Linked DNA regions of Homo sapiens: region 1 is linked to region 2. Evidence: chromatin loops called from intact Hi-C (ENCODE). Cell type or tissue: CD4-positive, alpha-beta T cell. All regions are shown on one strand. Links, peaks and the distances in the headings refer to the core of each region. The heading gives the core; the rest is flanking DNA. Region 1 holds the start of LOC124906274 (a long non-coding RNA gene). Region 2 has its middle 13 kb from the start of GPR156.

Evidence for each region. Hi-C counts contacts between places; a loop is a spot of excess contacts. Peaks named below come from ENCODE experiments on the same cell type or tissue, not always from the same donor. Only the 100,000 strongest peaks of a DNase experiment are listed, where the experiment ranks them.
Region 1: it touches region 2 in a loop (2.0-fold over the local background); 2 of 110 quality-filtered maps call a loop at or near these places.

The regions. Positions count from the first base shown.
Region 1 is chr3:120,361,953-120,374,073 of GRCh38, reverse strand. It overlaps LOC124906274 (a long non-coding RNA gene), which reads left to right and starts at 5,809. Exons shown (of 4, transcript XR_007096033.1): 1 at 5,809-5,846; 2 at 6,076-6,196; 3 at 7,531-7,678; 4 at 7,854-11,543. It also overlaps the pseudogene BTNL12P. RefSeq lists an enhancer at 6,010-7,209. In CD4-positive, alpha-beta T cell, for the core only: no CTCF peak of the experiment used is centred there; no DNase peak of the experiment used is centred there.
Region 2 is chr3:120,291,749-120,303,869 of GRCh38, reverse strand. No RefSeq gene overlaps it. Among named protein-coding and RNA genes, the nearest start is that of GPR156, 13 kb to the right of the region's middle. In CD4-positive, alpha-beta T cell, for the core only: no CTCF peak of the experiment used is centred there; no DNase peak of the experiment used is centred there.

The sequences.
Region 1 (12,121 bases), core at 2,332-10,331, 70 kb before region 2:
TCAAAAGAACAAAGCTGGAGGCATCACGCTACCTGACTTCAAACTATACTACAAGGCTACAGTAACCAAAACAGCATGGTACTGGTACCAAAACAGAGATATAGATCAATGGAACAGAACAGAGCCCTTAGAAATAATGCCGCATATCTACAACTATCTGATCTTTGACAAACCTGAGAAAAACAAGCAATGGGGAAAGGATTCCCTATTTAATAAATGGTGCTGGGAAAATTGGTTAGCCATATGTAGAAAGCTGAAACTGGATCCCTTCCTTACACCTTATACAAAAATCAATTCAAGATGGATTAAAGACTTAAACGTTAGACCTAAAACCATAAAAACCCTAGAAGAAAACCTAGGCATTACCATTCAGGACATAGGCATGGGCAAGGACTTCATGTCCAAAACACCAAAAGCAATGGCAACAAAAGACAAAATTGACAAATGGGATCTAATTAAATTAAAGAGATTCTGCACAGCAAAAGAAACTACCATCAGAGTGAACAGGCAACCTACAAAATGGGAGAAAATTTTCACAACCTACTCATCTGACAAAGGGCTAATATCCAGAATCTACAATGAACTCAGACAAATTTACAAGAAAAAAACAAACAACCCCATCAAAAAGTGGGCGAAGGACATGAACAGACACTTCTCAAAAGAAGACATTTATGCAGCAAAAAAACACATGAAAAAATGCTCACCATCACTGGCCATCAGAGAAATGCAAATCAAAACCACTATGAGATACCATCTCATACCAGTTAGAATGGCAATCATTAAAAAGTCAGGAAACAACAGGTGCTAGAGAGGATGTGGAGAAATAGGAACACTTCTACACTGTTGGTGGGACTGTAAACTAGTTCAACCATTGTGGAAGTCAGTGTGGCGATTCCTCAGGGATCTAGAACTAGAAATACCGTTTGACCCAGCCATCCCATTACTGGTTATATACCCAAAGGACTACAAATCATGCTGCTATAAAGACACATGCACACGTATGTTTATTGCGGCATTATTCACAATAGCAAAGACTTGGAACCAACCCAAATGTCCAACAATGATAGACTGGATTAAGAAAACGTGGCACATATACACCATGGAATACTATGCAGCCATAAAAAATGATGAGTTCATGTCCTTTGTAGGGACATGGATGAAATTGGAAATCATCATTCTCAGTAAACTATCGGAAGAACAAAAAACCAAACACCGCATATTCTCACTCATAGGTGGGAATTGAACAAAGAGATCACATGGACACAGGAAGGGGAATATCACACTCTGGGGACTGTGGTGGGGTGGGGGGAGGGGGGAGGGATAGCATTGGGAGATATACCTAATGCTAGATGACGATTTAGTGGGTGCAGCGCACCAGCAAGGCACATGTATACATATGTAACTAACCTGCACAATGTGCACATGTACCCTAAAACTTAAAAGTATAATAAACAAAAACACGTTAAAAAAAAAGAAAGATCTCAAAGCAATAACCTAATCTTTTAAATGAAATTACTAGAAAAAGAAATTAAAACTAAACCCAAGGCAAGTAGAAGGAAGGAAATAACAAAGGCTAGAATGGAAGTAAATGAAATAGAGAATAGAAAAATAGGGAAAATAAACAAAACCAAAAGTTAAAGAATTAAAAGAAAAATTAACACCAATCCTGCACAACCTTTTCCAAAAAACAGAAGATAAGGGACACATTTCAACTTATCCTATGAGGCCAATATTATCCTCATAACAAAACCAGACCAAGACATCACAAGAAAACTACAGACCAATATCTCTTACAAATGAATACAGATGCAAAAAGCCTCAACAAAATACCACCAAACTGAATCTACCAACATAGAAAAAGACTTACATACCATGACCAAGTAGGGTTTATCCCAGGAATACAAAGTTGGCTCAATATACAAAAATTAATTAGTGCAATATATCATATTAATAGAATAAAGGACAAAGCCCACATGATCATCTCAACAGATGCAGAAAATACATTTGGCAAAATCCTAAATTTATTCATGATAAAAACACTCAGAAAACAAGCAACGGAAGAGAACTTTCTCAACCTGATATTGTTCATTTACAGTAATAACAACCTACAGCTAACATCATAGTTGATGATGAAAGATTGAATGCTTTCTCCCAGAGATCTACTCTTAGTTTTTCTATTCAGCATTGTACTGGAGGTTCTAGCCAGGGCAATTAGAAAGAAAATTAAATACAAGTAATCAAGATTGGAAAGGAAGAAGTAAAACTATTTCTATTCATAGATAACGTGGTCTTCTATATAGAAAATACTAAGGAATCCACAAAAATCTACTGTTATTTCTTTCTATTAGCAATAAGCATTCTAAAATGAAATTAAGAAAACAATTACATTTCCAAAGCATGAAAAAGAATAAAATACTTAGGAATAAATTTAACAAAAGAATTGTAAGACTTATACATGGAAAACTGCCAAACATCATTGAAGATAATTTAAAAAGACCTAAACAAATGGAAAGACATCTGTGTTCATAGATAGAAGACTTAGTATCATTAAAATGCCAATACTCCCAAAATGAATCTATAGATTCCATACATTCCTTATTGAAACCCCAGGTGCCTGTTTGGCAGAAATTGACAAGTTCATCCTAAAATTCATATGAAAATGCTGAAATAGGAATAATCAAAGCTATCTTCAAAAAGAAGAACAATGTTAAAAGAACACACTCCTCTGTGACAAAACTTACTAAAAAGCTATAGTAGTCAAGACAGTGTGGTACTGGCATAAGTACAGACACATAGATCAATGGAATATAATTGAAAGCCCAGAAATAAACCTTTACATTTATAGTAACTTGATTTTCAATAAGGCCATCAAGACAATTCCATGGGGGAAAGAATAGCCTTTTGAATAAATGGTCCTGGGATGTTGGACACCTATCTCATGCCAAAAACAAAAATTAATTTAAAGGAATCATAAGCCTGGAGGTAGGAGCTAACATTATAAAACTCTTAGAAGAAAACATATGAGTAAATCTTTGTGACTTAGATTAGGCAATAATTTTTTAGATATAACACCAAAAGCACAAGTGACAAAAAAAAAGATAAATTGTACTTCATCAAAATCAGAAAATTTACTGCTTCAAATGACATCATCAAGAAGTGAAAAGACAACTCAGAAGGGGAGAAAATTTCTGCAAGTCAAATATTTGATAAGGAATTGGTATTCAAAATATATCAACTCTTACAACTCAATAATAAAAAGATAAATAACCCATTTTTAATGGAGAAAGAATTTGAATAGACATTTCTCCAAAGAAGATGTACAAATAACCAGTAAGCATATTGAAAGATGCCCAAGATTAGCCACCAGAGAGATGCAAATCAAAACCACAAATGTCACTCACATCTACTAGAATGACTAGAATAAAAAAGATCATGAGTGCTGGCAAGGATGTTGACAAATCAGTAACCTCATACATTGCTGGTAGGAATGTAAAATTGTGCAGCTGCTTTGGAAAATAGTCTGGCAGTTCCTCAAAGGGTTAAAAAATAGTTACCATATGACCCAGCAATTCCACTCATAGGTATATACCCAAGATAAATGAAATTTAACATAAATTTCCACATAAAAACATATATGTGAATGTTCACAGCAACATCATTCATCAGAGACAAAAAGTGAAATCAACCCAAATCTTCATCAACTGATGAATGGATAAATAAAATGTGGTAATATCCATATAATGGAATAAACTATTATCCAGAAATAAAAAGAAATGAAGTGCTAACATATGCTACAACATGGATGAACCTTTAAAACATTATGCCAAGTAAAAGAAGCCAGTTTAAAAAGACCACATATTGTATAATTTCAGTTATATGAAAGATCTAAAATAGGCAAATCTATATAGCTAGAAAGTAGGTTAGTGGTTGCCTAGGACTGGGGGATATGGTGAAGGGAATGGAGAGTGACTGTGAATGAGCATGAGGTTTATTTTTAGGGTAATTAAAATGTTCTAAATGATAAGAGTGGTGACGATTTCACAATTTTGTGAATATACTAAAACAATTAAATTGTACACTTCAAATGGGTGAATTTTATGGCATGTAAACCATTTTTCATAAAGATATTTTTTAAAGATTTAAAAAATATAGCTTTTTTGGACTAAAAATAATATATGTTCATTATAGAATGTTGCATAAAACACAAGTACAAAAGAGAAAACAAAAAATGCCTACAATCCTATCATTCAGAGGTTACCAGTAATTACTGTTCATATTATGATAATAATAATAATAATACATCCTATCTTTTAAATCTCCATATAGTTAAACAACTGGGGCTCATGCTACACATACAAGCTACTATTTTGCTTTTTAAAATTTTAACATGATAGTGCGGGTATTTTCCCAAGTCATTAAAAATTTAAATAAATACTCTTAACGGTTGTAAATATTTACGGCTAGTTACTGGGAGATCCAGGATTGCAATAGTGTTTTGAATGCTTTGATTAATTGCCAGGCCCCTACAGACTAGACCTGAAAGGTAACTGCCCAACCTTTGCATGAAGTCAGACTCCATTAATACTTCTTGTATAGAGTGTGTATTACCTTGGACAATTATCTCACCTCTCTGGACTTCTGTTTAGTCACCCCTATATGCTGTGATTGGTAGATGATGGCCAAAGTCCCTGCCAGAGCTAACCCTCCAAAGAAGTCTTAATAAGATCTCTAAGTCAGGGATACAGGAAAGTAGAAGGAATTAGCTCACCGTGCAAGTGTATTCATCACCATCCCTTCCTTCTTGATGGAGAGGCAGGTGAGGTCACAGGTGGCAGAATAAATCAATGACCTCAGCCTGAGGCTACAGATACTTTGACACAAGGAACTTAAGGCCCACGAGTCAACCACATAGTGGAATGTGCCCAGGCCTTTGTTAATAATTAGACCCAAGTTCAAGTCCTGGGTTGTAAGACTGTCAGCTGTGTAGCCTTTGGTAAATACTTAACCTTCTCTCAGCCTTGGTTTCCTCCTCTGCTAAATACTGTAATGTTAGTATCTAACTCAGAGGTCATTGTGGGGTTAAATACCTTATGCAAAAGTACCTGGGTCCACCCTAGCATATGGTATGTGTTCAGTAAATACCTGTTCTTTTTCTAACATGCTTTTTTTTTTCAAATTCCTAACTTGAAAAAGTTTAGACAGTTTAGAAGTAATAGAACAGCTACACAAAAAAGTATCCATCAAAATTTCTCTGGAGGACTCAATTAAGATTCCCCAGAATGTAGACAGCCTTTGATACGGCAACTTAAAGACTGCTCAGAATTTGAGTGGGAGCAGTGACTCTATTTCTTGCCTCCTTGCTTATTACACAGGGAATCCCCTTCTCCAAACATATATGACTTAGATCTATTCATGCAGTCTATAGTCTTAGATCTGTAAGTGCAGTGTGGTATATGCATAAGAAAAATGAAGTGCATGAACTTTAGATTCAGAAAGAATGGGTTTGAATCCTGAGTCTTGTGCTTGTTAGCTATGTCCTTAGTCAAATTATTTAACTTGTTGGTTTTCTCATATAGAAGAGGGGCAGTAATAACAATTAAAATAGAGGTAAAGATTAAAGTGACATATGTAAAGTGCCAGGCACATGGTGAGAGGCTAATAAATGGCCACTATGACTACTCAGCCTGCCACGTCATAAAGCTGATGTTCTGTGCAGAGGAAAAGAAACCTCATCAATAGTAAGAGCCACATCTATCAGGAGAAAGCTGTCAGTCTCTGAAGCATGTTCTTTTTTCAAGCCCAGAGAGACTCCACTTCACCACCTTATCTTGCCCAAGGCTCCAAGCGTATGTTCCTGATGCTTCTTTAAATCCCCAAAGTGCGAAGGCATGCCTGATATATTTGACATTCAGTAAATATTAATGAATGATGACTTTTCTGTGGTGAAATGCACCCCACTTTCACTGTTCCTTTCGGATTTGCACTTACTTGGATACTTGTGGATGATTCTGAAGAGCTGGTTGTTCACATCTGTCTCTGTTATGTGGCAGAGATATTTCTCATTTAACTTGACAGGGTATTTCAGGATGGAGAACACCCTGTAGAAGCCATTCATCTGCTCCTCCAGGATTTCCACGATGCTGTGGTTGCTCAGGTCCCTCTCTGTCCGGTCCAGCCATGTCACAATGGGCGTGAGGTACTAGTCCTTTGAGATGCATGTGGCCACATCCTCATCATCAATCCTGTCAAATTGCACCTGGGGCATTTCAGAGTCTGATTGGAAAAAATAACAAAACAATTAGTTCCTTTTTTATTTCAGCCCCAAGAGGCTCAGGCTAGCAGAATACATGCTCTCGCTTTTTACATTAACCCGTTATGTAGGCAATATATCTTGAGATTCACTGTAGTTAAAATTTTGATCCAAGCATAGTAAGAGAAGAACAGGATACATGTATGCTCCTGCCTTTCAGTTCTCATCTATCACTGCTGCCTTTATCTTTTGGAATCTTCCCCTCTTTGAGTGGATTCATTCCAGATTCACCACTGAACTCCACATACCCTGCTGAGAACCACAGAAGATAACGAATTATTCTCACAACCACCACCTTCTCATGTCTTCCAACTCTTATCCTGGAGGAATTCTGCCATGCCTTCCCCAATCCCTGAAAGTCTCTGATGGGGGAAAAGCTCTTCATGCAATCCTGTGAAGGGTAAGGATCCCTGGATCACTACGGAGATCCACTGATCCAGTCCAACCTACATTTTAATAGTGAGAAAAGTGAAGCCTAGAAAAGCTAAATGAGTTACCCAAAGTCATCCAAAATTAGAATATGGGCCTCCTGACTCCCAATGCGGGGCTCTTCTCACTAAACCATATGTCATATCTCAGCGTTTTCATGTAAGACTGTTATATCATATTTTGATTTTTCAGTGTTACAACTTGTTTGGAGAGTTTTTGATAGACCAGTGCTTGTTGTTGTTGTTGTTGTTAATGTTTTGTTTGTCTGTGTGAATGAATAATGTATACAGGTATAGATACAGCATCTTTCGCTCAGGGCAATATTTTTAGCTAAGACGAATTGACGTGTTGGGAATAAGAAGAACTGATAATAATTTGAGTAAAAGGGGAAAAGTGAGAGAACTAGATAAGTTGTCACTGTTATAACTTATGAATAGAGACAGAGCTTGAAATCAAGTTCATTCAATAAATTCCCTTACCTTCTACTATTAGCTTAATTGTACTTTCACCTCTTCCATCTGGTGTGATGGCTGAGCACTTGTAGATAGCTTCATCCATGAAATCCACATTTCTTAGTAAAAGTGATAGAGTCCCCTCAGAAATTTCAGCCTGGTCCACAGATACTCTTCCCTCATACAAGGAATTTTGATCTTCTAGTTGCTCTGTGTTATTGTGAAACTGGTAAACCAACTTCGAGAAAACTTCAAAAAAATCAAGGTACTTGAAAAGGAGGTAATATTCTTTATTATCCTCTACCTCATATGCCTGTTTGATGTCTTCTCTTTCCCAAGAAAACTCAAGATTTTCAGTGCCCTTCACAAAGGAGAAATGACAGGAGAGGGTAACATCAGTGAATGGGTGGGCCCGCAGCTCCTCTGTAGACACCGAGAATGTCAAAGAAGAAATGAAGTTAATAAAGACCAATCAGCACTGCATCAGGTAAGATTTAATAAGCGATAAAAGAAATCACTCTAGCTATTTCATGCATAAGGGATTTAGTACAGAGAACTAGACACTTACAAAATCATTGGGAGGCTGAAGAAATGAGCCCAAAGAAGGGCATGGAAGGTGAGATGTGTAATATCTGTGTCTGTCCTCCCCCACATTATGCTAGGCTCAACAACACTGCAGTACTGGTCTTCTGGAAGAACAGTTGCCTCTGCCTTATCAAGAAGCTGGTGATGCAGGAAGTCATCACCACGGGTGTTGCTTCCATAGCCAATCTGCACCTGCTAGATTGCACTGGCCAATGAAAGAATGCGTCATGCACTATAACCTTTCTCCCCACTTCAATCAGTTGCCATTTAATTCTTGAGAAAATATATCTGATTGGCAGACTCTAAGTCATTCCCAGAACCCTAACTGCAAAGGAATCTTGGAAATATGTTTTACTCTCCAGTTTCAGCAATCCAGGAATGCACATCAGAAAGGCGGGAAAAGATGTTCAGTAAGTAAGTCTATTCTACCTGCCACAAATATCTACCAATCTGGGCAGAGCTATCCATAGCAGGACCTGAGGGCTATAGGGAATATAGCCATGCACTATGTATATTCATAGAATAATGACATGGAATAGAATGCTGATGTGTTATATTTGCAAGAAAGCTTACAGATCCTCTGATTCAATGTTTTTGAACTATTTTCCCCAAAGCCCACCTCATAGGTTGCCACTGATGACCAGGTGAAGAGCAAGTCAGTGAGATCTCCACTCCCTTAACACTTCAATCAGAACAATCCCTCCCTAATTTACTTTATAAATTAGGCTTCCAAATTGAATTCTTCTGTAAAATGTCTCTGCTACTAAAAGACAAAACTGATTCCCAGGAAGCACAATTGCTTAAGATCACAAAGTAAGATACTAGTACCACTGCAAAAAGAAACGAGACCTCTCAGAATTTAAAAAGAACCATTAGGGTCATGGTTACCAAACTTTCGAACATAAAAGACTAATTAAATTCTCAGCTTGAGTAAGAGAGAATAATGAGACTTAAACATTATGAAAATATGGACTCCAGTAGGAAGGCATTTTTTTTCCTTCTAGAGACACTATGCAGGTAACAAACAAGCAGTGGAAAGGCAGAAGAGTTGGTCAGTGTGAGCCTAAATAAGACTACTATTTGATATTTCATCTCACCTCATTATATCAAATAAGGTGAGATGAAATAGAAGGCAAAATAGGTTATGCACCAAGACCAAATTCAAATGGTAACTTAGTAGACAAGGAAGCTTCCAAGCCATCAGCCAAGCAAAGAACAGCCTAAGAGACATGTAATAGAGAACATTCCAGATGAATGACAGATACAATCTGCTCATTCCAGTAGTGATAATCACGTGGCTGTTGATGGGGGTGCCCAGATATTTGGTCAGACATTATTCTGAATGTGTCTATGAGGGTGTTTCTGGATAAGATTAACATTTGAGTGGACAGACTGAGTAAAACAGATTGTCTTCCCTAATGTAGGTGCCCTCATCTAATCAGTTGAAGTTCTAAATAGAACAAAAAAGCCAACCTTCCTTCAAGTAAGAGGGAACTCCTGCTTTTACTGCTTGAGCAGTCTTTTCCTGCCTTCAGACTCAGACTAGAACTATACCATAGACTGTTCTGCACCTCCAGCTCGCTGACTGCAGATCTTGGGACTTCTCAACCTCCACAAGCACAGCTGCATGACCCAATTTCTTCAAAAAAAAAATCAGGCTCTCTCTCCCTCTCTCTCTACCCCCCCGCCAACCCCCTCTCTCTCTCTTTTCCAGTTTGTTCTGTTTCTCTGGAGAACTCTGACCATATCTGGTAACATTTATCAAGTATTTACAATGTTCTAAACATATTCTAGGAGCTTTTCTGGCATTAATTCATTTAATCTGATACTAACACTGAGGCAGGTAATTATCCCCAATTTACTACTGAGAAAACCAAGGCACAGTGGGTGAAGTAAGTTACTCAAGGATACACAGCTAGTGAGCAGTAGAGCTGTCATTCAATGCTAGGCAGTCTGACTCCAAAGCTCTCCAACTGAAATGTGCTCTTTTGTCTCCTAATAGTAGGCACTGGTTCGAAGTTTGATGAATGAATCAGTGACTAATTAAATGAATTAATGACTACAAGACAGGCTGGAAAGGAGGCAAAGAGAAATAACTTGCATAACCTTTAGAAGGATTGATTTGCAAGTAAAAACCTGAAGTGCTTTCTTGCTCAAATTATTTTTCTGAAGTGGTTATCACCAAAAAGCAGTGTTTTATAATTTTTGTGGGACTTTATTTTTGTAAAATCCTGGTCTGACGAATTGTAAATCCAAGTTCTAGTTCTAAGTACCCCCTTACTAATCATTTGGCATCAGGAAAGGCACTTAATCTCTCTGAGTTATAGCTTCCTTGTGTATAATTAGAATTATAACACCTGTCCGAGGTTTTAATGAAATACCATGGGATCTTACAGACTGTTTTTATATGACATGGCTCGGTCATTTTCCAGAAGGACAGGAGTAAAGTAGATGAGTGGACACTTTAGTAAGCTGTTCCCCCACCCCAATGTCTCTCACAAGAATATGTAGTTTACCCATGAGTGGTCCTTGATTCTACCTTCTCCAGTTGTACTCAGGAGTTCTTGCTACAGTTGTACCCTTTCTGGCCCAAGGGAAGGGGTCTCAAACTCAGGGATCCAAAGGCTCTAGCCAATGCATCATGAAACACAACTTCCTGCTGATGTAACTAGTATAAAGGACAATTTCTAACTGATATGTCTGCAGATGGCCCTGCTTGAATCTGAGTAACTCCTTTGTCTATTTCAATCTGTGTTATTTCTAAACCATGTGTCTTTAGCTTCCCAAGCCTTAAGAGGCCGAGGCAAAAGCTCAGAAAAAGGTTAATAATGTGGGAAAACACTTAGAAAAATGTAGAAAGATACTGTCTAACGCATCTGCCATGGTACCTAGCACATAGTATTAAGTTCTTAATATTGCTACAAAATGTGAGATTAGAATCAACAGATCATTCTCTTTCTTGCCTACATACATACCTATTCCTTTATTTGGTTGAGTTTTTCCTAACTATGAGTGGATTACCACCTTACTTTTCTTACTGCTCTCCTCTACCCGCACACACACACACACCCCCCAACACCCAGCCCCCCCGCCCTCCTCCCCACCACACACACACACACACACACACACACACACACACAGAATAATCAAACATCAAGAGAAAAGAGCCAGCAAATGTAACCTGGGTTGACCAGGCCTTGTACTAACTCCTGAGTTGAACTCTGGAGCCTGAGGATGCCTTCAAGCTGCTGCCACCTTTAAGGGACTGACAGAACTGCTGCAGGTCTCTGGAAGATGGCATAAGCCTGAAGACTATAAATGTGTTTGATCACTTTATGGAGTAGTTATACAGCCAGATTTGGGATACACAGTGTTTTTTTAAAAAACTTTTGCTTATGGACTTTTGGTTAGCTGAATCATATTAACATTTCCAACATCTGTATATTGTTTGTCACCAAGAGAGTTGAAGATTTGAGTACAAAAAGACTTACATAAACCCTTTGTTGACTGCCCATCCAGATTTTTCAGGACAGACCTGATTTCAAATATTTTGGATGCTACACTATAAATTGGCACTTGTCAGAGTCACTTGAAAGTGGGTGTCTAGTATTGTTTTGTTTGGTTTGGTTGGGAGGTTCACACTATAGATACGACTGAGATTAGTCATTCAGATATGGCTTCAAATGGACAAACCAAATTGGGGGGGGTGGGGTGGAAGTTTTTCTCATTTAAAAAAAGAAAGCAGAATAAACAATAATGATTTATAATATGTGTCTGTTATTTTCTCCCATCTGCTCTTAACCATTTCCTATGAAGTAAATATAGATTTTTAAAATAAATACAATTTTTCCTGTAAAAAATAAATTTGTTATTTTCATATAACAAATGAAAAGAATGAGATTCAGAGAGATTATGTCGTTTATCTCCAAACAAATGTTTTCCTCACTATCCCCAAAGCTATTTCATAAATGCCCACAAAGTTTTTTGAAAAATGACTCACCTGCACTGTGAAGAAGTATGTTAACAGTCACCAAAAAGAAGGACATTTTGTAAGGAACAAAATGAAAGGCAGAAAATTTGGTTCAGCCAAGAAAGTGTGGGGCAGCATAACCATGGAACCACCTGCTGCTGGGACCCAGGATGGCCCTCACAGACACCCCCTTTAGATTCCATGCCCACCAGTGCACCTTTAGTAGACAGGCTTCCAGCACCTCAGTACCCCATGTGGGAATGTCTACTGAGTCAAGTTCACACAGCCTAATCTTGTGCATGTTTGTTTGTTTTGCTGTACGAACCAGGAGCTCTCTTTCTATAATATGAAAATCTGCCTCTCTAACTGAGTCAC
Region 2 (12,121 bases), core at 1,921-9,920:
CTATAATACAACTGTAATTGTAAGTAGAGTGCTTTCCTGAATTCTTTGTAGCCAGCTGGTCAGAGGTGAGGGTGACCTGGGGAAGTTGAACTTGCAGATACTGCCTGAAGTGAGGGCAGTTTGGCCTAACTCTGGTAGTTGGTGTTAGAACTCATAGGGAAGGAGAATCTCTAGGCAGAAGTCAGGACTGTGAGGTCCAGTCACCCCTACCTTTGGGGAGAGTCTAGTTATATGACACAAAGAGTTAAGAAAATTAACTTCCATTCATGCTCATTACTAAAAAGTTGAGCAACTCTGTGAATTAGCAAATGGACTGTCCATCTGGAATGTTCTTTCATATGTCTGTTCTAAAGACTTGGTCTGATAGGCTACTTCTACAGCCCAAGGGAAGATAATAATTTCATCGAGGGCTGTAAGTTATTCAACATTTTGTCCCTCTCTGAGAACCTACAAGAGTGCTTCCCTATGATAGATAATTAAAATAATAATAGTAGTAATAGTAGTAGTAATTATTTTATTTTATTTTACTTTTATTTTTCTTAGAGATGATGTCTCGCTTTGTCACCTAGCTTGGAGTGCAGTGGTGCAATCTCGGCTCTCTACAGCTATGACCCCCCAGGCTCAAGTTATCCTCCTGCCTCAGCCCCCCAAGTAGCTGGGACTACAGGCATGCACCACCACACCCAGCTCTTTCTTGTTTTCTGTTTTTTGTAGAGATGGGGTTTTGCCATGTTGCCCAGGCTGGTCTCAAACTCCTGCGCTCAGGCAATCTGCCCTCCTTGGCCTCCCAAAGTGTTGAGATTACAAGCGTAAGCCACCACACCTGGCCAGTAATAATAATTTAATAGAACTCAGGAAGATCCACATATGGTCAAAGGCCTTGAGAATCACTTATCTTATGAGTTAAAAAAGAAAAGGTCAAGCCAAAACAATAAATATGGAAAGGAAATGTGATGACAGTTTATGAAATCATGAAAAGTGTAACTGAGGCAACCCAGAGAATGCTTAAATTCCCAATTATTTAAATATTGAAGCAAGAAAATTTAACACAAGCATATACACAGTGTCTAACAGACTGTGAATTAGTGCAAACTGCAAATTTCAAAAGAGTTTAAAGGAAACTCAAGAAATACAAACTAAAATAGATAATTTATTAAGGAAAAATATTCAGGAAATTTATCATAACTTTCTGAGGTCATGGAGCAGAATCAAGCATTTGTACAATATGTGCTTAGTATTCGCTCCAGAAGTAGAGGCCTCAAAGGAGATAAATGGCAATGACTCAGTCTCATCCCCTAAAAGGAGGGGACCCAATTACATCAGACTTGGCTCAGCCTGCTTAGGATTCGCTGAGGCTCATTCAGTTGCCCAGTCATGTTGGTACTCTTCGACCTGCCCTCAGTTGTCAGTTTACGCACCCCAAAAGAAATCATTTTAGTCTTTTCTCTGGGGTCCCTGACACATTTCCAGTTCTACTGGCACCGTTGTGTACTCTGGTAGGGAGGGATACCGAATAAGTCTTGGCAATTTGTTACTATTTATTAAGGAGTCCAGCTCCAGGTCAAAATCCTATGTGTGATCTTTCAGGCCTGATCATAAGCAATTACTGGGCTTTGCCTGGCAGGCCTGATTGAGGAGAAGCTGCCTCCCCATACCACACTTGCACTGGCAGTGCGTTGTACTTTTCTGAAGGGAGTTGCAGTCAAGAACTCGGCCCTTCTTCTCCCTACCCCAACCAGCCATGCATATTCATAATCCTGGCCCTGGTCCCTTCATTCACTGGCCTCCTTACTGGGGGCCTTGCTGAGGCACTTCTTTTTTCCACTTTGACTCAGTACCTTTCTACTCCTAGACCTTCCCACTCTCTCTCTCTCCCCCTGTCTCTCAGGTCTATAAAGAGGCAGGAGTCTTTTGTTCTGGGCTCTTTAACAGTGAGACGATTCCCTCCATGTGTACAGCACTCATCTGAAAAGTTTTCAAAGTACGTACATTAACAACCTAAATGCTCAGCAATAAGGATTGTGCAAATAAATTTTGGTACATTTATAAAAGACTATGCAGATATTTTAAATGATAATGACATAAAAAGATTGATTATAGGCAGTTTAAAGCAACATGTGCTCTGTATTTGCAGTCATGTAAAAAAAAAGTATGCAAACAGCATAGGTATGAATGATCACCTCCACAATATTACCAGTGGTTACCTCTGGGTGGTAAAGTAATGCACGTTTCATTTTCTTGCCTATCTATATTTTCTAATCTAGGATCACCCAACCATGTATTATTTCTGTAATAAGAAAAAAACTGATAAAAGTTATTATTTTTAATATACATACTCCTTGAAGGGGCAATTTTATATCTAGGAATTCATCTTAAGGAAAAAACTGTAAGCATGCATGCAAGATTTAGCTATAGTAATGTTTATTGCAAGGTTGTTTCTAATAGTGAAAATTTTAGAAATAACTCAATTTCTAGTGTTAGGGGATTGGGAAAATAAATTTTAATATATTCATAGATTATAAAACTAGGTAGGTAAATTAAATATTTAATGATCTTGAAAATGTTCATAATATCTTAATAGGTTAAACAAAACAAACAGGTTACACAACACGTATTTTCATACCCTTTGACCCAGCAAATTCCACTTCTACGAAATACTAACACAAAGAATCAAGTGACACAATCTTGATTGTGTCATTTCAGTGACAAAAAATAGAAGCTACACAAATTTTATCAATGGAGAATGCCAAAACAAACAATGGCAGATTCCTATAGTGGACTACTAACAACTGTTGGAAATAATGAAATAGATCTCTATGAGCGAACATGGAAAATGTTTTGATATATTCTTAAGTGAAGATATATAGAAGGATTCTGAAGTACATTCTATCCTAAATTTTACATCTCTATACCATTTTAATAGCTATTCACAAGCATCTATACATTTTAAAATCAGGAAAAAATGTTAAATATATATAGTATGATGTATGTATGTGTGTGTGTTTATAATATGCCTAGCTCTGAAAGAATATTTACCAAAATGTTGACAGTGGTTATTTCTGGGTGGTGGGATTAGAACTGATTTTTATTTTATTATTTTTGTTAATTCTGTATCCTTTGAGATTTTTGCAATACATATATTACTTTTATAACAAGAAAACTTAAAACTGCTATAAATGGAAAAACTTTAAAATTTCTAAACCTATAGGCTTGTTTAGAGCTCCTGGGTTTCCACAGCTTCTCACAGGCAGAGGCAGCTTAGTTAAAAGCAAAACAGACAAAGAAGCCCAGTCACAAAACACCACATATTTTATGATCCCATTCATATGAACAGGGAAATCTATAGAGATAGAAAGTAGATTAGAGATTGCTTAGGTCTGAGTCTGAGGTGGGAGCTTGGTGGGTGGGGGGAAAGATGGGGACTAGAAGTTGATAGCTAAATGGTGTGGGATTTCTTATTTTTCCTTTTAAAAACTTATTTCCTTTACGCCTGTAATCCCAGCACTTTGGGAGGCCGAGGTGGGCAGATCACCTGAGGTAAGGAGTCCGAGACCAGCCTGGCCAACATGGTGAAACCCGGTCTCTACTAAAAATATAAAAACTGGGCAGGGCACCTGTAATCTCAGCTCTTTGGGAGGCCAAGGCGGGCAGATTACCTGAGGTCAGAGGTTCAAGACCAGCCTGACCAACATGGCGAAACCCTGTCTCTACTAAAAATACAAAAATTAGCCGGGCACGGTGACGAATGCCTGTAATCCCAGCTACAAGGGAGGCTGAGATAGGAGAATTGCTTGAACATGGGAGCCGGAGGTTGCAGTGAGCCGAGATTGCGCCATTGCACTCTAGCCCAGGCAACAGTGTGAGACTCCGTCTCAAAAAACAAATGAAGAGACAAACAAACAAAAATTAGCTGGATACGGTTCCAGCTACTCAGGAGGCTGAGGCTAAGGCAGGAGAATTGCTTGAACCAGGGAGCCGGAAGTTGCATTGAGCCGAGATTGTGCCACTGCTCTCCAGCCTGGGTGACAGAGCAAGACTCCATCTTAAAAAAAAAAAAAAAAAAAAACAAATAAAAACTTATTTCCTTTTATGCTTTATGCCATTTTATATTGGCAAGTATATGCTACAGTGGTTTAACAGAATTTTAGATTTCAAGAAAGCTCCACAGCATCAGAGTCATGCTGCTTTATTATTCCTATTTTCCAGATGAGGAAACAGAGGTTAGAGAGAAGTAGAGTAGAGGGTGTTGGTGGCATGACTCACAAGTGGAGGCAAGAAGCTTGTCTGCCTTGGCAGTGTATGCCCATTCTATACTGCTGCTGTGACTGTTAAGTGTAAGCCCATGGAGATGGGCTATAAACAATCTTTCCAAAGGCCTCTTTATAATGTCTTGTTTTTTGGTAAATTGTGGTAAATATATATATTACCATTTTGACCATTTTTAAGTCTACAGTTCTGTGGCATTAAGTACATTCACATTGTTATGCAACCATCACCATCATTCACTAAGAAAATAACTATGTATATTAAGACAAGCAGGGTTGATCTGGGGATTTTAGTGGCTGAAATTAAATTCAATCCTTTTAAGACACTGGCATCCTAAAATTCAAGATTCAAATTCCTGGGACAGGAAGTGTATTTGTTTTAGTGTGGCTTGTGCCCACTATTGTGGTCAGGAGAGTGGGGTTTCAAGATTGGCAGACCACTAGAATTGCATGGGAGGGACAGTGGGAGGCAGACATTTTCCAAAGGAGTGAACTTGGGGCAGGAAAAAAATACTTGATGACCACTAAATGTGGTTACCATTTAGTGGTCATAATATATTTGTTAACTAGAATTTTGTTTAATCAAAATGGTTTATATAATGTGATCATGCCAGATAATAATATACAAAAAATTTGTACTATATTATAGACACAACTGTGTTTGTGGATGGGGCAATGTGAACTAATATTAACTGAGCATGGAATTAGGGCATCAGATGGTGTGTCATATTCCAGAATAAGCTGTGAAATACTGAAATAGAAGATTGGTTTCCCTAGGAAGTTTGAAACTGCAAACTATTTTCATTTCTTAAGTGCTATATTGATTCTAGTTACAAAATAAATGCTACATGAGCTTCATGTCAACCTATAAAAGTTGTAATGGCTTAAAAAATTACAAGCGTAGTTAAAAGATAAATGATAGATTGGGGAAAGTGCTTCCATACATAACAACATATTAAAGAGTTACTATCCATAATATGCAAAAAATTCCTGCAGGTTGAAAAGAAAAAGACCAGTAGCTCAAAAGAAAAATGAGCTAAGTATACGAATAAGCAATTTACAGAACAAAAAGTCCTTAGAGGGAAAAAGACTTCAGTAGTAGTCAGTGAAATACAAATTAAAGGAACAACAAACTATCACTATTCACTTATCAGAATGGCTAAAATTATGCAGAGCACATTGTTACAGCCTTTTATTTTATTAATTAATTTATTTATTTATGTATTTATTTTTATTTTATGTATTTTTTTTTTTTTTGAGACAGAGTCTCACTCTGTTGTCCAGGCTGGAGTGCAGTGGCACAATCTCGGTTCACTGCAACCTCTGCCTCCCAAGTTCAAGTGATTCTCTTGGCTCAGCCTCCTGAGCAGCTGAGATTACAGGTTCCTGCCACCACACCCGGGTAATTTTTTTAAATTTTTAGTAGAGACGGGGTTTCACCATGTAGGACAGGTTGGTCTTGAACTCCAGACCTCAGATGATCAACCCGCCTCGGCCTTCCAAAGTGTTGGGATTACAGGCAGGAGCCACTGTGCCTGGCCTGTTACAGCTTTTTAGATGACAATCTATTAACATTTTAAGTAGTCCAGTCTCATATCTGGTCATCAATCCCTCAGAAATTAAAGTACCAGGGAATTTGGATATACATGTAAGAACGATTATTGAAACATTGATGGCAATAGCTATTTTTTTAAAAAAGGAAGTTGAATGTCATAGCTAGGGGATCTCTTGAATAAATTTTGGTACATCCACAGCATGGAACATTGCATGAGGTCTAAAATAAAAGAATGAATTAGAACTTATACCAGTTGAATTGGAAGAATTGTTGTGACTTTCTTTAATTAGAAAAGCAAGAAGCAGAGAAGTGTATATACCATGATAATCCATTTTGTAAAATAAACAAGAACAAAAAACTGATATAGATATATTAGCATGGAAAAATTAAGAAAAGCTATACATTGCTTAACTTGTTAAATAGCTGGGAGTAGGGGAAAGCAGTGAGGGGGAGAGTCAGGTAAGAAAAGACTAGAAAAGAGGGTGTCCAAAAGAAAACCAAGCATGCACAAAATGATTCCATTTGTGCATATATGCATGGATGTGTGCATAAAGAGATGCATGAAAATATGTTTGCTGAAACATTACCCGTGATTAATGCAGGAGGTGGAGGTTTATTCCCTTTCTTATATGTCTATGTATTTGAATTTTTACAATAAGTACATGGTTTATATACAATCAAAGCATGTTATTTATTTGTTTTATTTTGTTGTTGTTTTGTTTTTTGAGGTGGAGTCTTGCTCTTTTGCCAGGCTGGAGTGCAGTGGTGCGATCTCGGCTCACTGCAACCTCCACCTCCCAGGTTCAAGCGATCCTCCTGCCTCAGCCTCCCAAGTAGCTGGGACTACAGGTGCGTGCCACCACACCCAGCTAATTTTTGTATTTTTAGTAGAAACGGGGTTTCACCGTGTTGGCCAGAATGGTCTTGATCTCTTGATCTCGTGATCTGCCTGCCTCGGCCTCCCAAAGTGCTGGGATTACAGGCTTGTGCCACTGCGCCCAGCTGGATGTTATTTATTTTTAAAGGTATGTGTGGCCAATTGCCTTGGGGGTTGATGATAAAACAGAAACACACCCTGCCTTGCAGACCCTGTGGGGAGATAGGAGGACACAGCCAGCTGTAACATATATCTGTAGTTAGTGAGGGCTAGAACTGAGGCGCAGTGCTGGGAAGGAAACATGAATTGATACCACAGATCTGACTGCAAAGATCTGGAAGAACATCATTATAGGAGAAGGTACTGGAGCCGGATCTTGGAGGCTTGGGAGCAATTCAACGGGTAAAGATGGAAATAAAGAGAAATCCAGGACAGGGTGAGCAAAATCATCAGAGGCGTTAAAAACACAGGGTATATACAAAGATTGGGAATTGGCCCCGCTTGGTACAAGTGGAACACAGGTGTTGAGTGGATAGAAGATTGGAAAGGTAAGCTGATTCCCAATTGTAAAAGGTTTTCTTTTTTTAAAATTTTAAGTTATTTTTTGAATTTTTATTTTAGTTTTGGGGGTACATGTGAAGGTTTGTTACATAGATAAACTTGTCATGGGGATCTGTTGTACATCACCCAGGTATTAAGCTCAGTACCCAATAGTTATCATTTCTGCTCCTCTCCCTCCTCCCATCCGCCCTGTTGAAGTAAACTCCAGTGTTTGTTGTTTTCTTCTTTGTGTTCATAAATTCTTTTCATTTAGCCCCCACTTATAAATGAGAACATGTGCTATTTGGTTTTCTGTTCCTGTGTTAGTTTGCTAAGGATGATAGACCCCAGCTCCATCACGTTCCTGCAAAAGACATGATCTCCTTCTTTCTTATGGCTGCATAAGATTCCATAGTGTATATGTACTACATTTTCTTTATCCAGTCTGTCATTGATGGACACTTAGGTTCATTCTATGTCTTTGCTATTGTGAATAGTGCTGCAATGAACATTCGCATACATGTGTCTTTACGGTAGAATGCTTTATATTCCTCTGGGTATATACCCAGTAATGGGATTGCTGGGTTGAATGGTAGTCCTGCTTTTAGCTCTTTGAGGAATCTCCATACTCCTTTCCACAATGATTGAACTAATTTACATTCCCACCAATAGTGTAAAGTGTTCCTATTTCTCCACAGCCTCACCAGCATCTTTTTCTTGACTTTTTAATAATCGTGTGAGATGGTGTTTCATTGCAGTTTTGATTTGCATTTCTCTAATGATCAGTGATGTTGATCTTTTTTTCACGTTTTTTGGCCGCATAAATGTCTTCTTTTGAGAAGTGTCTGTTCATGTCCTTTGCCCACTTTTTAATGGAGTTGCTTGTATTTTTCTTGTAAGTTTAAGTTCCATGGAGATGCTGGATATTAGACCTTTGTCAGATGGATAGATTGCAAAAATGTTCTCCCAGTCTGTAGGTTGTTCACTCTGATTATAGTTTCTTTTACTGTGCAGAAGCTCTTAAGTTTAATTAGATCCCACGTCAATTTTTGCTTTTGTTGCAGTTGCTTTGGTGTCTTTGTTATGGTATCTTTATCCATCCCTAGGTCCAGGATGATCCCTAGGTTTTCTTCCAGGACTTTTATAGTTTTGGGCTTTACATTTAAGTCTTTAATCCATCTTTTTAAAATTATTATTATACTTTAAGTTCTAGGGTACATGTGCATAACATGCAGGTTTGTTACATATGTATACATGTGCCATGTTGGTTTGCTGCACCCATTAACTCGTCATTTAATCCATCTTGAGTTGATTTTTGTATATGGTTTAAGGAAGGGGTCCAGCTTCAGTCTTCTACTTATGGCTAGTCAGTTATCCCAGCACCATTTATTAAATAGGGAGTCTTTTCCCCATTGTGGTTTTTGTCAGCTTTGTAAAAGATCAGATGGTCAGCTTTATTTCTGGGTTCTCTTTTCTGTCCATTGGTCTATGTGGCCGTTTTTGTACCAGTACCATGCTGTTTTGGTCACTGTAGCCTTGCAGTATAGTTTGAAGTTGGGTAGTATGATTCCTCCAGCTTTGCTCTTTTTGCTTAGGATTGCCTTGGCTATTTGGGCTCTCTTTTGGTTCCATATTAATTTTAAAATAAATTTTTCTAGTTATATGAAGAATGTCATTGGTAGTTTAATAGGGATAGCATTGAATCTATAAGTTGCTTTGGGCATTATAGCCATTTTAATGATACTGATTCTCCCTATGCCTGAGCATGGAATGTTTTTCTATTTGTTCATGTCATCTCTGATTTCTTTCAGCAGTGTTTTATAATTCTCATTGTAGAGATCTTTCACCTCTCTGGTTAGCCATATTCCTAGGTATTTTATTTTTGTGTGTGTGGCAATTGTGAATGGAACTGCCTTTCTGATTTGGTTCTCAGTTTGGTTGTTGATGGTGTATAGGAGTGCCAGTAATTTTTGTACATTGATTTTACATCCTGCAACTTTTCTGAAGCTGTTTATCAGCTGAAGGAGCTTTTGGGCCAAGACTATGGGGTTTTCTAGATATAGAATCATGTCATCTGCAGATAGTTTGACTTTCTCTCTTCCTATTTGGATGCCCTTTATTTCTTTTTCTTGCCTGATTGCCCTTGGCTAGGACTTCCAATATTATGTTGAACAGGAGTGGTGAGAGAGGGCATCCTTGTTTTATGCCACTTTTCAAAGGAAATGCTTCCAGCTTTTGCCCTTCAGTATGATGTTGGCTGTGGGTTTGTCACTGATGGCTGCATTTTGAGGTATGTTCCCTCAGTACCTAATTTGTTGAGAGTTTTTAACACAAAGGGATGTTGAATTTTTTTGAAAGCTTTTTCTGCATCTATTGAGATGATCATGAGGTTTTTGTCTTTAGTTCTGTTTATGAGATGAATCACATTTATGGATTTTCTTGTGTTGAACCAATGTCGCATGCTGGGGATGAAGCATATTTGGTCATGGTGGATTAGCTTTTTGATGTGCTGCTGGATTCAGTTTGCCAGTATTGTATTGAGGATTTTTGCATTAATGTTCATCAGGGATATTGGCCTCAGGTTTTCTTTTTTTGTTGTATCTCTGACAGATTTTGGTAGCAAGATGATGCCAGCCTCATAGAATGAGTTGGGGAGAAGCCCCTCCTCCTCACTTTTTTGGAATAGTTTCTGTAGGAATGGTTTCAAACTCTTTACCTCAAATGATCCACCTTTCCCGGCTTCCTAAAGTGCTGGGATTACAGGCATGAGCCATCAAGCTCTGCCTGACTTTTGTTATTTCTTGTTTTCTGCTAGATTTGGGGCTGATTTGTTCTTGCTTCTCTAATTCTGTCATGAATTTAAGTTGTTAATTTAGATATCTTTCTAACTTTTTGATGTGGGTGCTATGAATTTCCCTCTTAATACTGCCTTAGCTGTGTCCCAGAGGTTCTGGTATATTGTATCTTTGTTTTCATTATTTTCAAAAAACTTCCTGATTTCTGCCTTAATTTAATTATTTATTCAAAAGTCATTCAGGAGCATGTAGTTTAATTTTTATGGGATTGTATGGTTTTTAGCAGTTTTCATTGTGTTGACTTCTATTTTATTTTTCTTTGAGATGGAGTCTTGCTCTGTCGCCCAGGCTGGAGTGCAGTGGTGCAATCTCGGCTCACTGCAATCTCTGCCTCCTGGGTTCAAGCAATTTTCCTGCCTCAGCCTCCTGAGTAGCTGGGATTACAGGGTTGTGCTACCACGCCTGGCTAATTTTTGTATTTTTAGTAGAGACGAGGTTTCACTATGTTGGTCAGGCTGGTCTCAATCTCCTGACCTCATGATCTGCCTGCCTTGGCCTCCCGAAGTGCTGGGATTACAGGCATGAATCACCACACCCGACCGACTTCTACTTTTATTGTGCTGTGAACCTAGAGTATGTTTGATATGATTTCAGTTCTTTTACATATGTTGAGGATGTTTTATGTCCAATTATGTGGTCAATTTGAGAGTATGTGCCATGTGGCAATGAGAAGAATGTATGTTCTGTTGTTTTGGGGTGGAGACTTCTGTAAAGATCTATCAGATCCATTTGGTCCAATGCTGAGTTTAGGTCCTGAATATCTTTGTTAATTTTCTGCCTCAATGATCTAATACTGTCAGTGGGGTGTTGAAGTCTCCCACTATTACTGTGTGACAGTGTATCTCTTTGTAGGTCTTTACGAGCTTGCTTTATGAATCTGGGTGCTCCTGTGTTGGGTGCATATATATTTAGGATAGTTAGGTTTTCTTGTTGAATTGAACCCTTTACCATCATGGAATGCTCTTCCTTGTCTTTTTAAATCTCTGTTGGTTTGAAATTTGTTTTGTCTGAAATTAGGATTACAACCCCTGCTGATTTCTGTTTTCCATTTGTTTGGTAGATTTTTCTCCATCCGTTTATTATGAGCCCATGAGTGTCATTACATATGAGATGGATCTCTTGAAGACAGCAGACCATTGGGTTTTGCTTTCTTATCCAGCTTGCCACTCTGTGCATTTTTAAGTGGGGCATTTAAGTTTATATTCAAGGTTAGTATTGACATGTGTGGATTTGATCCTGTCATTGTGCTGTTAGCTGGTTACTATGTTGGCTTGTGTGTGTGGTTGCTTTACAGTGACCCTGGTCTGTGTAAGTGTGTTTTTGTATAAGCTGGTAGTGGTTTTTCCTTTCTATATTTAGTGCTCCTTTCAAGATCTCTTGTAATGCAAGTCTAGTGGTAATGAAGTCCCTCAACATTTGCTTAGCTAAAAAGGATCTTATTTCTCCTTCACTTAGGAAGCTTAGTTTGGCTGGATAGGAAATTCTTGATGGAAGTTTTTTCTTTAAGGATGTTAAATATCCCAGCCTGTCAAACATGCTGAAACCCCATCTCTACTAAAAATACAAAAATTAGCTGGGCATGGTGGCAGGTGTCTGTAATCCCAGCTATTTGGGAGGCTGAGGCAGGCACATCACTTGAATCTGGGAGGCAGAGGTTGCAGTGAGCTGGGATTGCGCCACTGCACTCCAGCCTGGGCGACACAGCGATACTCCATCTCAAAAAAAAAAAAATTGTTGAATATAGACCCCCTAATTTCTTCTGGCTTATAGGGCTTCAGCTGAAAGGCCCACTGTTAGCCTGATTGGGATCCCTTTGTAGATAAACTGCCCTTTCTCTCTAGCTGCCTTTAACATTCTTTCATTTCAACCTTGGAAAATCTGATGATTACGTGTCTTGAGGATGTTCTTCTTGTGTAGAATCTTGCAGAAGTTCTCTGTATTTCCTGAATTTGACTGTTGGCCTCTCTAGCAAAGGTTGGGCAAGTTTTCATGGACGATATCTTGAAACATATTTTCCAAGTTGTTTGCT